Linked DNA regions of Homo sapiens: all the other regions are linked to region 2. Evidence: chromatin contacts called from ENCODE Hi-C or POLR2A ChIA-PET data. All regions are on one chromosome and are shown on one strand. Each heading gives the region's core, a stretch centred on a gene start or an enhancer-like site at or near the end of the contact. The rest is flanking DNA. Distances are from core to core; before and after follow the strand shown. Region 1 overlaps ADAM19 (ADAM metallopeptidase domain 19). Region 2 has its middle 53 kb from the start of CLINT1. Region 3 has its middle 23 kb from the start of ADAM19.

Region 1 (3,935 bases), core at 650-3,149, 410 kb after region 2:
CTACTCTCTTTCATTTTTAAATTATTCACAAATATGGATAGTTTAACAATTATTAGTAACAAATTCCTTGGAGCATACCTTCCCACTGAAGGAAAAGCTCCAGTTTCTTGGAGGGTTTAACCTTTAATTGGTTTAGAGAATTGGGAGCAGGATAACTCTCCTTTTGTAGACCCAGATGGCTGTACTATTTGTCCTTTTCACCAATGGTGGGACCCAGGACCTTCCATACTCCTGTGATAAAGAGCATGCGTTTATGAGTTGGCTGGTTGAGTTTGGAATGCCCTCTGCATCCTTAGAACAGCAATGAGATCACTGGCCCAAAATGAAATAAAACTTATGATCTTGGCCTTTTTTTGGCCTGGTCCTCTGTCACAAGAGAATATTCACCTGATATCAGCTTCAGGAAAAGTTTAGGTTGGCTGGTGTTTTCTTCAGTGCTAAGTCTCAGGAGACCTCTTGTAACACACTCACAACCCTTTACTTATCGCAGCCCCCTCATGCAATGGGCAGAAATTGCTACTCCTGATTCTCAAATGCTTTCTGCATGCCGACTAAGAAAAATAGAATGTTATGGGGTGGTTAATATCTCATCACTAAGGATGAAAGAATTCTTTTTTTTTTTTTTATACTTTAAGTTCTAGGATACATGTGCACAACGTGCAGGTTTGTTACATATGTATACATGTGCCATGTTGGTGTGCTGCACCCATTAACTCGTCATTTACATTAGGTATATCTCCTAATGCTATCCCTCCCCGCCTCTTGCTACCCTACAACAGGCCCCGGTGTGTTATGTTCCCCTTCCTGTGTCCAAGTGTTCTCATTGTTCAGTTCCCACCTATGAGTGAGAACATCCGGTGTTTGGTTTTCTGTCCTTGCAATAGTTTGCTGAGAATGATGGTTTCCAGCTTCATCCATGTCCCTACTAAGGACACGAACTCAAGGGATGAAAAAATTCTAAATTAATGTATTGGTAAATGTTCTAAGGGGCCAGAATGTATGTGTGTGAGACAATGGGGGTCTGAACCCAGGTGGAGTCAGCCCCACGGGTAGCAGGAGTGACAGCACGAGTGACACCTGCCTGACTGCTAGATGCTCAAACTCCCCACTAATTCCAGCCTTGTCCTCTGCCAGGCACCCCTTTCCCAAAGTGTTCAATGGATGCAACAGGAGGGAGCTGGACAGGTATCTGCAGTCAGGTGGTGGAATGTGTCTCTCCAACATGCCAGACACCAGGATGTTGTATGGAGGCCGGAGGTGTGGGAACGGGTATCTGGAAGATGGGGAAGAGTGTGACTGTGGAGAAGAAGAGGTGAGGGGTCACAATGGTGCTAGTGGGAGGGGAAGAATTTGCATTGGTTTCAAAACTCAAGGTCAAAGAGAACACAATTGAAAATTTCTTAGTCACAGGTGTTTCCTACATATAACTGTCCAATACCCCATGAAAAATCAGATATGAAGAAGCCTTCCAGTTGGAGTGTTTGTGCCGCCTCTGCTAGTTTGTGGCCAGCATCGCTAGTGTCCAGGATCAGTTCTTCTTATGAGTGTCTGGTCTAACCAGAAACCACGATCACGTGGCATGTTGACTCTGTCTTCCTCAGTGGAGCTGCACATGCCTGCTTGCCCTCCAGCTGCACGGAATTTATTCTGGAGGCCACACAGCCAGATATATGGGCTTGAACAGGGGCCTTATGAGGATGCTTAAAATAACAAGCTCATGCTGTTTAGGCTGGAGGAGAGATGATGGAAAGGGGATGTAGGAAGTGCTGTCAAGTCCCAAAAGGGCTGCTAGGAGGAACTGTTTATGTGTAAACTCTCTCCTTCCTTCTGATCTTCACAGTGAGTGTGGAGGGTACACGGCAGAGCCCGGTCATTTTTAACAAATGCATGTGGTTTCTGCAGAAAGCAGAACTGGATTGTTTCGTCTCTATTTTTTGAAGGCTGAAAATATGTATGTTTATACATGCATAACAATTTGGGGTAGATAACAAGTAACAGTAAATTATGGGGGTGAGACTGAGGTTCTGTATAAATGGAAAAAAAAATCTGATTTTATGGCCTTCTCTCTCTCACTCTGTTGCCCAGGCTGGAGTGCAGTGACAAGATCTCCACTCACTGCAACCTCCACCTCCAGGGTTCAAGCGATTCTCCTGCCTCAGCCTCCTGAGTAGCTGGGAATACAGGTGTGTGCCACCACACCTGGTTAATTTTTTTTTTTTTGTACTTTTAGCAGAGACAGAGTTTTGCTACATTGACCAGGCTGTTCTCAAACTCCTGACCTCAGATGATCCACCCACCTCGGCCTCCCAAAGCACTAGGATTGCAGGCGTGAGCCACCGCACCCTGCCTGTGACCTCTGTGATGTGATTTTTCTTTTTTTAATGCCAGTATGTCACTTTCAGAATAAAACAAGAACTAGTCAAGGATGCCACCCCCACCACCATGAGCCCAGAGAGATCAACACAGACCCATCAGAAAGGAGGGAGTGGTATGAACATGGAGGGCCACTGGGGTTGAGGAATGGCCTGAGAGTGGGCATGGCCAGTTGGCTTAGGTTCTGAGCAGTTGCTCATTCAACAGGCACACTGAGTGTGGGCTACTGTGTCTGGTCCTAGGGTTAGGATGAGTGGCAAAAATGACATAGTTCCTGTCCTTGGGGAGCTGATAGTCTAGTGGGAGAAACACATATTGAAATAATTGCAAAAGAATATATGTACAGTCCATGGCAAGTGCTAGGAAGACAAATGACACAGTGCTCTGAACATATATAATGTGAGGGGGAACCTCCTTGCTTGTGTGGGAGGTGACCTGGAGCCCATATCTGAAGGCTGCATTAGGAGTTAGTGAGGCACGCAGGAGGGAAGGCACATTTCAGGTGGAAGGGGAGCCTGTGCCTTCGTGGGAAGAAATATGGTACATTAGGAAGGCAGGAATACAGGTCTTCCTGGAGCCCAACATGGTGGGAGAATAATGGGAGGAAAGTGTTCTATTCCTTCTCTTAGGGGAGACAGGTGGACAGGTGTCTGTGGTCAGGGGATGGGATGTGGCTCTCCAATATGCTAGAGCCCTGGACAGTTAGGGGTATAAGGTTGATAAACATGAGGTAGGCCTCAGGCAGACCTGACTTGAATTCAGCAGGTGTGTCCCTCGGCCAGCTACTGGACTTGCCTGAGCCACAGCATCCCTGTCTGTGGAATGGGGTCAAGGCTGCCTCATAAGGCTGTGGTGGAGAGATCTGTGGAGCCCCGTACACTTTTCATCAATGGCTGATGGATTGGCCTGTTAATACTGTAAGAGTGTGATGAGGACGCTCAGGGTCACTGGAACGCCTCATAATCTTTTAAAAATCTCAGGCTGGGGGAGAGCAAGGAACCCATGGAGATCTTCTGTTCCAGAAAGGTCCAGGCCAGGAAGGGCTTAGGAAGAGAAGCAGATGGAGAAAAAAATCTAAGGAAACAGACCCAGGAGTTGACATAAACTGTTTGGAGAGGTTGTTCCAGCAGACTCTTGCACCGGCAGCCCCTTTTCATGAGATAAGAAAGCCTAGGAGGGTTGGGGGCAGGAGGGCACCCATGAAAGACAGGGTGTCTGGATGTTCTACTGGGGATTAGAAAAACAAAACATAAAATTTCCATATACTCTGCTAAAAAGTCCATTTTAGAAGACTACATGGTTACAGGGAGAAATACGCATGTTATATTAAGTAAAAAAACACTGTGGATACTATGATTTTGTAAAGTAAGTATAAATATATATGTATGTGTGTAGAAAATGCCTTGAAAAATATTCATACTCAAAATGTAGCTGTGTCCTAGCGGGGCATGGTGGTGTGTGCCTGTGGTCCCAGCTACTTGGGAGGCTGTGGCATGAGAATTGCTTGAACCTAGGAGGAGAAGGTTGCAGACTGTCTCAAAAAAAGATGTAGCTGTGTCCAA
Region 2 (4,291 bases), core at 363-2,862:
TTTAAGTTCAGGGATTTTTCCATCCCTCTCCTATCAGTTGCAGTGTTCCCTTGGCCATTTTCTGAATCTATCACCCGGAAACAGACACACCAAAGCCATTCTAAGACACAAACCTCATGGAGACATAAAGTCCAGTTTATCCCAGCTAACAGTCAGAGACTTAACGCCTTTAGAGATAAGGAAATAACAATAAACACTAATAACTAGCATGTCTACCTGGTGTGGCTTGGAGAATCATTAACCTTTGTTAGATAAACAAATCTTGGCTGTTACCCACCTAGGTCTATGCTTCTCAGGGTTGTTTATGTGAGAAGCAGCTCAGTTGCAAATCAACACCTGTCATTAGGAGCATCCATTCTTTTGACTCTCAATTTGGGTCTCGTATTTGAAGCCAATTTGTTCACCCTGCCCACAGCATCTTAATCCTTTGGCACCTCCTCCCAGCCAGCCGGCTGTGTGCCTCAGTTCAATTTCAGCTGCTCTATTGAATGACTTCTCCAGAATTCTTCGCAGTGAATCGCATGTATGCCGAATAAATATTGCCTGTATTCTATCTGATCATTGCAAACATACCTTCCAAATCAGATTAAATCCACCTAATTGATTTTACACATCATGATGACAAACAAAAACTACTTCTGTTTATAGTAGAAATTTGCACCTCCACCTTAATTGCACAGCACTTTTCTGTAAAGTGGCTCAAGACACTTTGTGAATGTTATTTCATTTAATATTACACCTTTGGCGCTAGGCACAAGCCAGATTTCATTACTCTTTTTTATTCAGGTCCAGTGTGTTAACTGATTTGCAAAGCTAGCCTCAATAATTCCACCCAGCCCTAGTATATACACAGGCAGAATCTGTTTCCCCACTTTGTGAATCTGGCTTGGCCTCATCACCTGCTTGAAGCAATAGAATATGGCATAAGTGACGTTGGGCAACTCAATAGGCCTTGTAGCTTCTGGTGTGGCTCCTCTGGAGCTCCTGCTGTGTTAATTAATGAGAGCCTGCCAGACATCAATAGCAGCCTGTCAAGCCCGCCTTCTGGAGGATTAAGTAAGAGTGTGCATGCTAAGCCCCTGGCACATAGTAGGTGTTAGTTTCTTGCCTCACTTTCTATAGCAATCATTTTTATCTAGAGAAGGCTGGAACTAAATTAATAACTTTTGTATATTTTTTTAAAGAGTAAGAGAATAGTTTTTTCCTTTTCTTTGCTCAGAAATGTATTTAGAACCTGGTGTGACGATGGCCAGTTGAAGTGTGTCAAATATGATTACCATCTGAAGGACAGCAGCAGGGTTCTTCAAAAACCCTCTGCCCCTTACTGGGAGAAAGGGTTCACTTTGTAATACATTCGCAAGCAATGAGAACAGAGAGTACTTTGAGTTCTGAATACTAAGTATAGTTCAAAAATCCAACTCATTGGAAAGGAGAAAGGAAAATCACAGGTTTTACAACAAAGTCACTTTTCAGGTTCTCAGAATCACTTGAAAAGACCTATTTTACTGTTTGCCTGCCAAACTCGAGTTTTTTGTCCTATGGCTGCTAACTACATAGGTCTCCATGGGTCACCAGGGCCTCAGACGCAGAAGGACTGCGTTGCCTTAGCAGGAAAAACCAGTCAAGCTGGTGGAGGGCAGTGCAGCAGGTGGCAACTTGCTCCCTCCTTGGAGGTTTTTGAGGCTTACAAGGAGAAACGGGTGTGATAGGTGGATGGGGTCATGCAAAGGGTGCGGTGACATTCTCTTGTGAAGACCAGGTGTGTGACAGTAGCAGCAGCAGAGTTGATAACAGCCAAAAATCTGGATAGCCATTACTAGAAAAAGATATAGTGCCTACTGAAACATCCGGACCACCATCAGGAAATGCAATCATCCAGGCTCGGCAGCCTTTCAAAGGCACCCATCCGAGACTCTCTTTTGTGTCCTTCCATTCTCTGGGACCCTGCCAGTACATAGGGTACTCTCGGTACTAGAGACTGCGTGTACACAGAGAAGGAAGTGAGAAAGCCAGTAACACCCACAATCAGGTGTTTCAGCTAGGGCAGTGGGGTGGGGAAGGTTACTCCTATGCCAGTTTTCTTTGGCATATGACTAGGAGCTTGCTAATACTTGCATTATAATTTATAAATTGAAGTCTATATGAAAGTTACTTTAATGAGTAGGTGACTCAGGACTTCAGGTTTGAGCAAGGTCATATGCTTTTATTTATTTATTTATTTATTTGAGACAGAGTTTCACTCTTGTCTCCCAGGCTGGAGTGCAGTGGCACCATCTCGGCTCACTGCAACCTCCGCCTCCCAGGTTCAAGCGATTCTCCTGTCTCTGCCTCCCGAGTAGCTGGGATTATAGGCACAAGCCACCATGCTCAGGTAATTTTTGTATTTTTTAGTAGAGACGGGGTTTCACCATGTTGGCCAGGCTGGTCTTGAACTCCTGACCTCAGGTGATCCACCCGCCTCGGCCTCCCAAAGTGCTGGGATTACAGGCATGAGCCACCACACCCGGCTCTTTTTTTTTTTTTTTTTTTTTTTGAGATGGAGTTTCGCTCTTGTTGCCCAGGCTGGAGTGCAATGGCAGGATCTCGGCTCACCACAAACCTCTGCCTCCCAGGTTCGAGCGATTCTCTTGCCTCAGCCTCCCGAATAGCTGCGATTGCAGGCTCCCACCACCACGCCCAGCTAATTTTTGTATTTTTAGTAGAGACGGGGTTTCACCCTCTTGGCCAGGCTGGTCACAAACTCCTGACCTCAAGTGATCCGCCCACTTTGGCCTCCCAAAGTGCTGGGATTACAGGTGTGAGCCACCATGCCCAGCCCATGTTTTTATTTTTCTAAATCCACCTTAGAGCCCCACACACTGAGGTCAGTGAGAATTGCCACCATGTCTGTGGCTTCCTCTCTGAGCATGGGTGCTGATACAGTCCAGGAGAAATGGAAGCGAGAGTTCTAGTCATCAGTCCCTCACTGTCATTACTATCACTATCACCACTGCTCCTTCTTCTTCTTCCTTTTTTTTTTTTTGAGATGGAGTTTTGCTCTAGTCACCCAGGCAGGAGTGCAGTGGCGCGATCTCGGCTCACTACAACGTCCGCCTCCCTGGTTCAAGCGATTCTTATCACTCAGCCTCCCAAGTAGCTAGGATTACAGGCGCCCGTGACCACGCCCGGCTGATATTTGTATTTTTAGTGGAGACGGGGTTTCCCCATGTTGGCCAGGCTGGTCTTGAACTCCCTACCTCAGGTGATCCACCCTCCTCGGCCTCCCAAAGTGCTGGGATTACAGGCTTGAGCCACTGCGCCCGGCCACCACTGCTCCTTCTAACACATGCACTGTGGTTGAGAGCTGCTCCCTCCATGTCTTGGTGCTGGCTGCTCTGTGTTCTCCTTCAGCCTTCCTCTCCCTAGTTCCTAGGCCGCAGGAGCCGAGACACTTTTCCCAAGTGTGCCATCCACACCACTGCCCTCTAGCCAAGGGCCTGAAATGCTCTGTACAAGAAGCAGCCTATATTTCAGATACCCTACAAAGAAATCCACGCTCCCTATCCCTTCCCAGTATCTAGGAAGGGACTTCAACACAACCTTCCTCCTCTCATCTGCAAAATGAAGAAAATTGTTGGCCAAGCGCAGTGGCTCATGTCTGTAATCCCAACACTTTAGGTGGACAAATCACTTGAAGCCAGAAGATCGAGACCAGCTTGGCCAATGGTGAAACCCTGTATCTACTAAAAATATAAAAATTAGCCACAGGCATGGTGGCATGCACCTATAATCCCAGCTACTCGGGAGGCTGAGGCACAAGAATCGCTTGAACCCAGGAGGCAGAGGTTGCAATGAGCTGAGATTGTGCCACTGCACTTCAGCCTGGGTGACAGAGCAAAACTCTGTTTCAAAAAATAAAAGAAAAATAATAGAAAGTCTCACACCTGTAATCTCAGCACTTTGGGAGGCTGAGGCAGGTGGATCACGAGGTCAGAAGTTCAAGACCAGCCTAACTAACCTGACCATCTCTATTAAAAATACAAAAATTAGCCAGACATGGTGGCACGTGCCTGTTATTCCAGCTACTTGGGAGGCTGAGGCAGGCGAATCACTTGAACCCGGGAGGCAGAAGTTGCAATGAGCTGAGATCACACCACTGCACTCCAGCCTGGGTGACAGAGCAAGACTCTGTCTCCAAAAAAAAAAAAAAAAGAAAAGAAAAAGAAAGTTGTCGGCCGGGCCTGGTGGCTCACACCTGTAATCCCAGCACTTTGGGAGGCTGAGGCAGGCAGATCACCTGAGGTCAGGAGTT
Region 3 (4,353 bases), core at 1,058-3,557, 310 kb after region 2:
TGTGCCCCTGCACTCCAGCCTGGGCAAAGAGCAAGACCTCATCTTAAAAAATAAAAAGGTGGTGGCCAGCATTGCAGTCTTTTCTGACGCTGGACCAGGGAAGACTTGCTTCAAACTTGTGTGGTTATTGGCAGAATTCAGTTCCTTACAGGATGGAAACTGAGGGCCTGAGTTAGTTGCTGGCTGTTGGCTTAAGGCTGCCCTCACCTCCTTGACACATGGCCCTCTCCCCAGAGTAACTCGCAACAAGGCAGCCTGCTTCTTAAAAGCCAACAAGGGAGGCAGTCTCCTCCCAAATTGGGTGTTACAGTCTAATGTAACACAGTCATGTACTGTACATACAATCACATACATCAGTCACCTTTGCTGTATTCTGTGGCTTAGAAGCAAGTCAGGGATTCCATCCACACTCAAGAGCAGGGATCACAGAAGAACACAAACACTAGGGTGGAAACTGTGGGGACTGCCCTGGAGTCTGTCTGTCTCAGGAAGGTTCCCACACTTTCTCCATATATGGTAACTTTAGTGTCTCAGTAATTTTTTTCATGGCAACCCTCAGTCAAAAGAAATACCTAACAGTTCTTAATCCCAGCACTTTGGGAGGCCAAGGCAGGTGGACCACCTGAGGTCAGGAGTTCGAGACCAGCCTGGCCAACATGGTGAAACCCCATCTCTACTAAAAGTACAAAAATTAGCTGGACATGGTGGCACATGCCTGTAATCCCAGCTAATTGGGTGGCTGAGGCAGGAGGATCACTTGAACCCAGGAGGCAGAGGTTGCAGTGAGCTGAGATCATGCCACTGCATTTCAGCCTGGGCGACAGAACAAGACTGTCAAAAAAAAAAAAAGAATGAACGAAAGAAAAAGAAATACTTAACAGTTCTATTTATTAAGTAGTTAGATCCAAACAACTTAATGAATAATTATATCTTAACAACGTAGTAATCGTTTGGAAAAAAATACTTGTAAATTGAAAGAAAAAATATTTTGTTTTTAAGTAACCACAATATTGACCAATAGACTGTAGACTGTGCTCCTGTTGAGGACTACACAGTTTCTCAGGTCTTGGAATCAGACAACATCATCATTTTCATTTCCTGATTTCACATGGCATTTACTTTTTATCATAGCAACCTCAAAAAACCCTGCTTTGCAAAAATATCATGTCATTGAAGGGAATGGAGTATGATTTAACATTGAAACTGTGAACGATTTCCAGCTAACAGTTTATATGGTATCCAACAGTTGTCACTGTGCTTCCCTCAAAAAGGTAAAATGTCCCATGGCCCCTCTGTGAGTTTACTGCAGTGCCCAAGGGTGACTTGGTGCACCATTTGGGAAACACGGCCATATGGAAAAAATTATCTTGATCTCTACCTCACGTCATAAAGATAAATTTCAGATAGGTTATAGATCTAAATGTAAAATGAATGTAGTAAAGTTTTTTGAGAAAAACATAGGAGAATATTTTTCTGCTCCTGGGGTGGGAAACAATTTCTTTTCTTTTCTTTTCTTTTCTTTTGAGACAAGGTCTCGCTCTGTCATCTAGGCTGGAGTGCAGTGGCGTGATCTTGGCTCACTACAACCTCTGCCTCTCGGGCTCAAGTGATCCTCCTGGGCCACCATGACCAACTAATTTTTGTATTTTTTTGTAGAGACGGAGTTTTGCCATGTTGCCCAGGCTGGTCTCAAGCTCCCGGGCTCAAGAGGTCTGTCTGCTTTGGCCTCTAAAGTGCTGGTATTACAGGCATGAGCCACAGCACCTGGCCAACAATTTCTTAAATAGGATACAAAAAGTAGTGCTCATAAAAATGATGAATTCTAAGATATTAATGTTAAGAATTGCTTTGTATCAAAGGAGAGTAAGGACGTACCCTGTAAAGTGGAAGAATATATTTTCATATATATGACTGACCAAAGGCTTGTAGCCAGGATATTTAAAGAACTCCTGCAAACCAACAGAAAAAAACAGCTTGCCCACTTGAAAAATGGAAAACAGACTTGAACAGGCTCCTTGGGAAAGGGGATATCTAATGGCCAACAAAGAGATGACAAGATTTTCACTAATCATCTTATTCACTATCAGGAAAATGAAAGTTGAAACCAAAAGTCAGTACCAACACAAACCCACCAGATGGCTAAATTTTTTTTAAAAATGGAAAATGTCAAGTGTTATCAACCATGTGAAGAAACCAGAACTCTCTTACAAAGTTGATTGAGGTATGAATGGATACAACCATTTTCTTGGACTGTTTAACAATATCTTTTAAAGCTGATCATATACTATGACTCAGCAATGTCAGTCCTAGGTATATACCTAAAAGAAATGCAAATATATATTAACCAAAAGAATGCTCACAACAGCACTGTTTGTAATAGTCTCAGTCTAGAGACAACCCAAATATCTATAAATGGTAGAACGGATGACTAAACTGTGGTTCATTCTGATAATGGAATACTATGCAGAACAGACAATCTATAACTACATAAACGATATAGTGAAATCTCACAAACACAAAACTTAAGCAAAAGAAGCCAAGACCTTCCCATATCCCTTTCCCCCAAGTTACATACTGGATGATTCTATTTATATAAAGTAAAAAGAGGCAAAATTAATCTATATTATTAGAAGTCAGGCTAGTAGTTACCCTTGCTTAAAGGGGGATTTGTGACTAGAAGGTGGCAAAAGGGGACTTCTGGAGTGCAGGGCATGTTCTCTTTTCTTTTTCGATAATGTGGGTGTGTTCAGGCCGTGAAAATAGTTGAACTGTTTACTGTGATATGTACATCCTTTTTTTTTTTTTTGAGACGGAGTCTTGCTCTGTCACCCAGGCCGGAGGGCAGTGACACGATCTCGGCTCACTGCAACCTCCGCCTCCTGGGTTCAAGTAATTTTCCTGTCTCAGCCTCCTGAGTAGCTGGGATTACAGGTATGCACCACCACATCCGGCTAATTTTTGTATTTTTAGTACAGATGGGGTTTCGGCATGTTGGCCAGGCTGGTCTCTAACTCCTGACCTCAGGTGATCCGCCTGCCTCGGCCTCCCAAAATGCTGGGATTACAGGCGTGAGCCACCGTACCCGGTCTATGTGCACTCTTTTAGTATGTTTGTGGCACTTCAATTAGAGTTAAAAAAATAAATAACGCTTCAATGAACATCCTGATAGCTATGTTTTTGCAGAAATTCCTGTTATTTTCTTTTGACTGAATTTCTAGAAGTGGAATTGCTGAATAACATGGTTCAAACATTTGTATAGCTTTCAATGTCTCTTATCAACTCTCCAGGGGCTGCTTTTATCTCCTTGTACTTAGCACTTGACACCGTCTAACAGATGTTTGTTGAATGGGTGAATGAATGAAGGCCTTCTTTCAGGTCCTGGAATGAATAGAGGCCTTTCAAGCCTGAGAATGGTGGCTGTCTCTGCCACCTGAAACTTTCTTCCCTCTGTTCTTCATACCAACCACAAACTCTCAGCTCAAAAAACAACTCAAGAGAGCCTTACCCCACCATGCTGTCTAAAGTAGTCCTCCTTTCTCATTCTCTCTTTTAGCATCAATTGTTTACAAATATCAATGTGTAATTATTATATTTTATGTATATGTGTATTTGCTCACTTGCTTACTGTCATCTTTCCCACTAGATGCTAAGTACCGTGAAGATAGGAATGACATGTGTCTTTGTCCACTCTTATAATCCCAGCAGCTAGCACAGTGCCTAGAATGGAGGAGGCCTTTGCATGATTGAGATATTTTCAGTCACAAGTGACAGACCTCTAACTCAGACTAGCTTGAGCAAAAAAGAAAATTATTGGCTCATGTAGTTGAAAAGTTGAGGCGGCTGACTTCAGGCATGGCTAAATCCACAGGTTCAAATAATAATACTAGGACCTTGTCTCTCTCTTTCTCCATACCTCTTACCACTGTTTGACTTCATTTTTTAGACAGGTTCTTTCCTGACATGGCAGCAAGAAGACAACTCATAGCTCCAAACTTATATTGCTTACCATCTCAGACGAGAAGAAAGCAAATTTTTGATAGAGCTGTCAAGAGTCTTGGGGAAGATGCCCATTGGTCCAGCTTAGGGCCATATACCCATCACTGAGCCAAGCACAGTGGGTTTAATGATGCAGTTCTACACCCAGGCGTTGTGTTCTTGACTATTCCTGAGCAGTGGTTGGGGAGGAGAGGAAGATCCACCCACTCAGACCACAAGAGCAGATGTGAGCAAGGGCTGACTTATTTGCCTAATTCTCACTTCAACTTACCACTCAACCAGCTGCAGGAACTCGACTTTCTGAGTGTGTGCAGCCATTAACCTAAAACTAGGCAGTCGAGACCTACAGGTCTTCGA

The links. A loop is a pair of places that touch in the nucleus more often than their neighbours do. ChIA-PET counts read pairs that join two places held with the same protein, here RNA polymerase II (POLR2A). Pooled maps may share reads with other maps.
Region 1: a pooled map shows a loop between it and region 2 (14-fold over the local background). The contact joins two enhancer-like sites. A Hi-C loop is called at or near these places in 2 of 37 single-sample maps with no recorded cell type and 4 of 50 pooled maps.
Region 3: a map with no recorded cell type shows a loop between it and region 2 (9-fold over the local background). The contact joins two enhancer-like sites. A Hi-C loop is called at or near these places in 3 of 37 single-sample maps with no recorded cell type and 4 of 50 pooled maps. POLR2A ChIA-PET finds 5 or more read pairs at or near these places in 1 of 52 experiments (AG04449).

Annotation. Positions count from the first base shown.
Region 1 is chr5:157,500,180-157,504,114 of GRCh38, reverse strand. ADAM19 (ADAM metallopeptidase domain 19) reads left to right here. Exons shown (of 23, transcript NM_033274.5): 12 at 1,135-1,312. Among named protein-coding and RNA genes, the nearest start is that of NIPAL4, 42 kb to the right of the region's middle. RefSeq lists enhancers at 893-952, 1,403-1,462, 1,643-1,752. Within about 2 kb of position 1,899, at least 5 of the 41 ENCODE cell types and tissues checked have a DNase peak (open chromatin) inside an H3K27ac peak, as active enhancers do.
Region 2 is chr5:157,910,497-157,914,787 of GRCh38, reverse strand. No RefSeq gene overlaps it. Among named protein-coding and RNA genes, the nearest start is that of CLINT1, 53 kb to the right of the region's middle. Within about 2 kb of position 1,612, at least 10 of the 41 ENCODE cell types and tissues checked have a DNase peak (open chromatin) inside an H3K27ac peak, as active enhancers do.
Region 3 is chr5:157,596,510-157,600,862 of GRCh38, reverse strand. No RefSeq gene overlaps it. Among named protein-coding and RNA genes, the nearest start is that of ADAM19, 23 kb to the right of the region's middle. Within about 2 kb of position 2,307, at least 4 of the 41 ENCODE cell types and tissues checked have a DNase peak (open chromatin) inside an H3K27ac peak, as active enhancers do.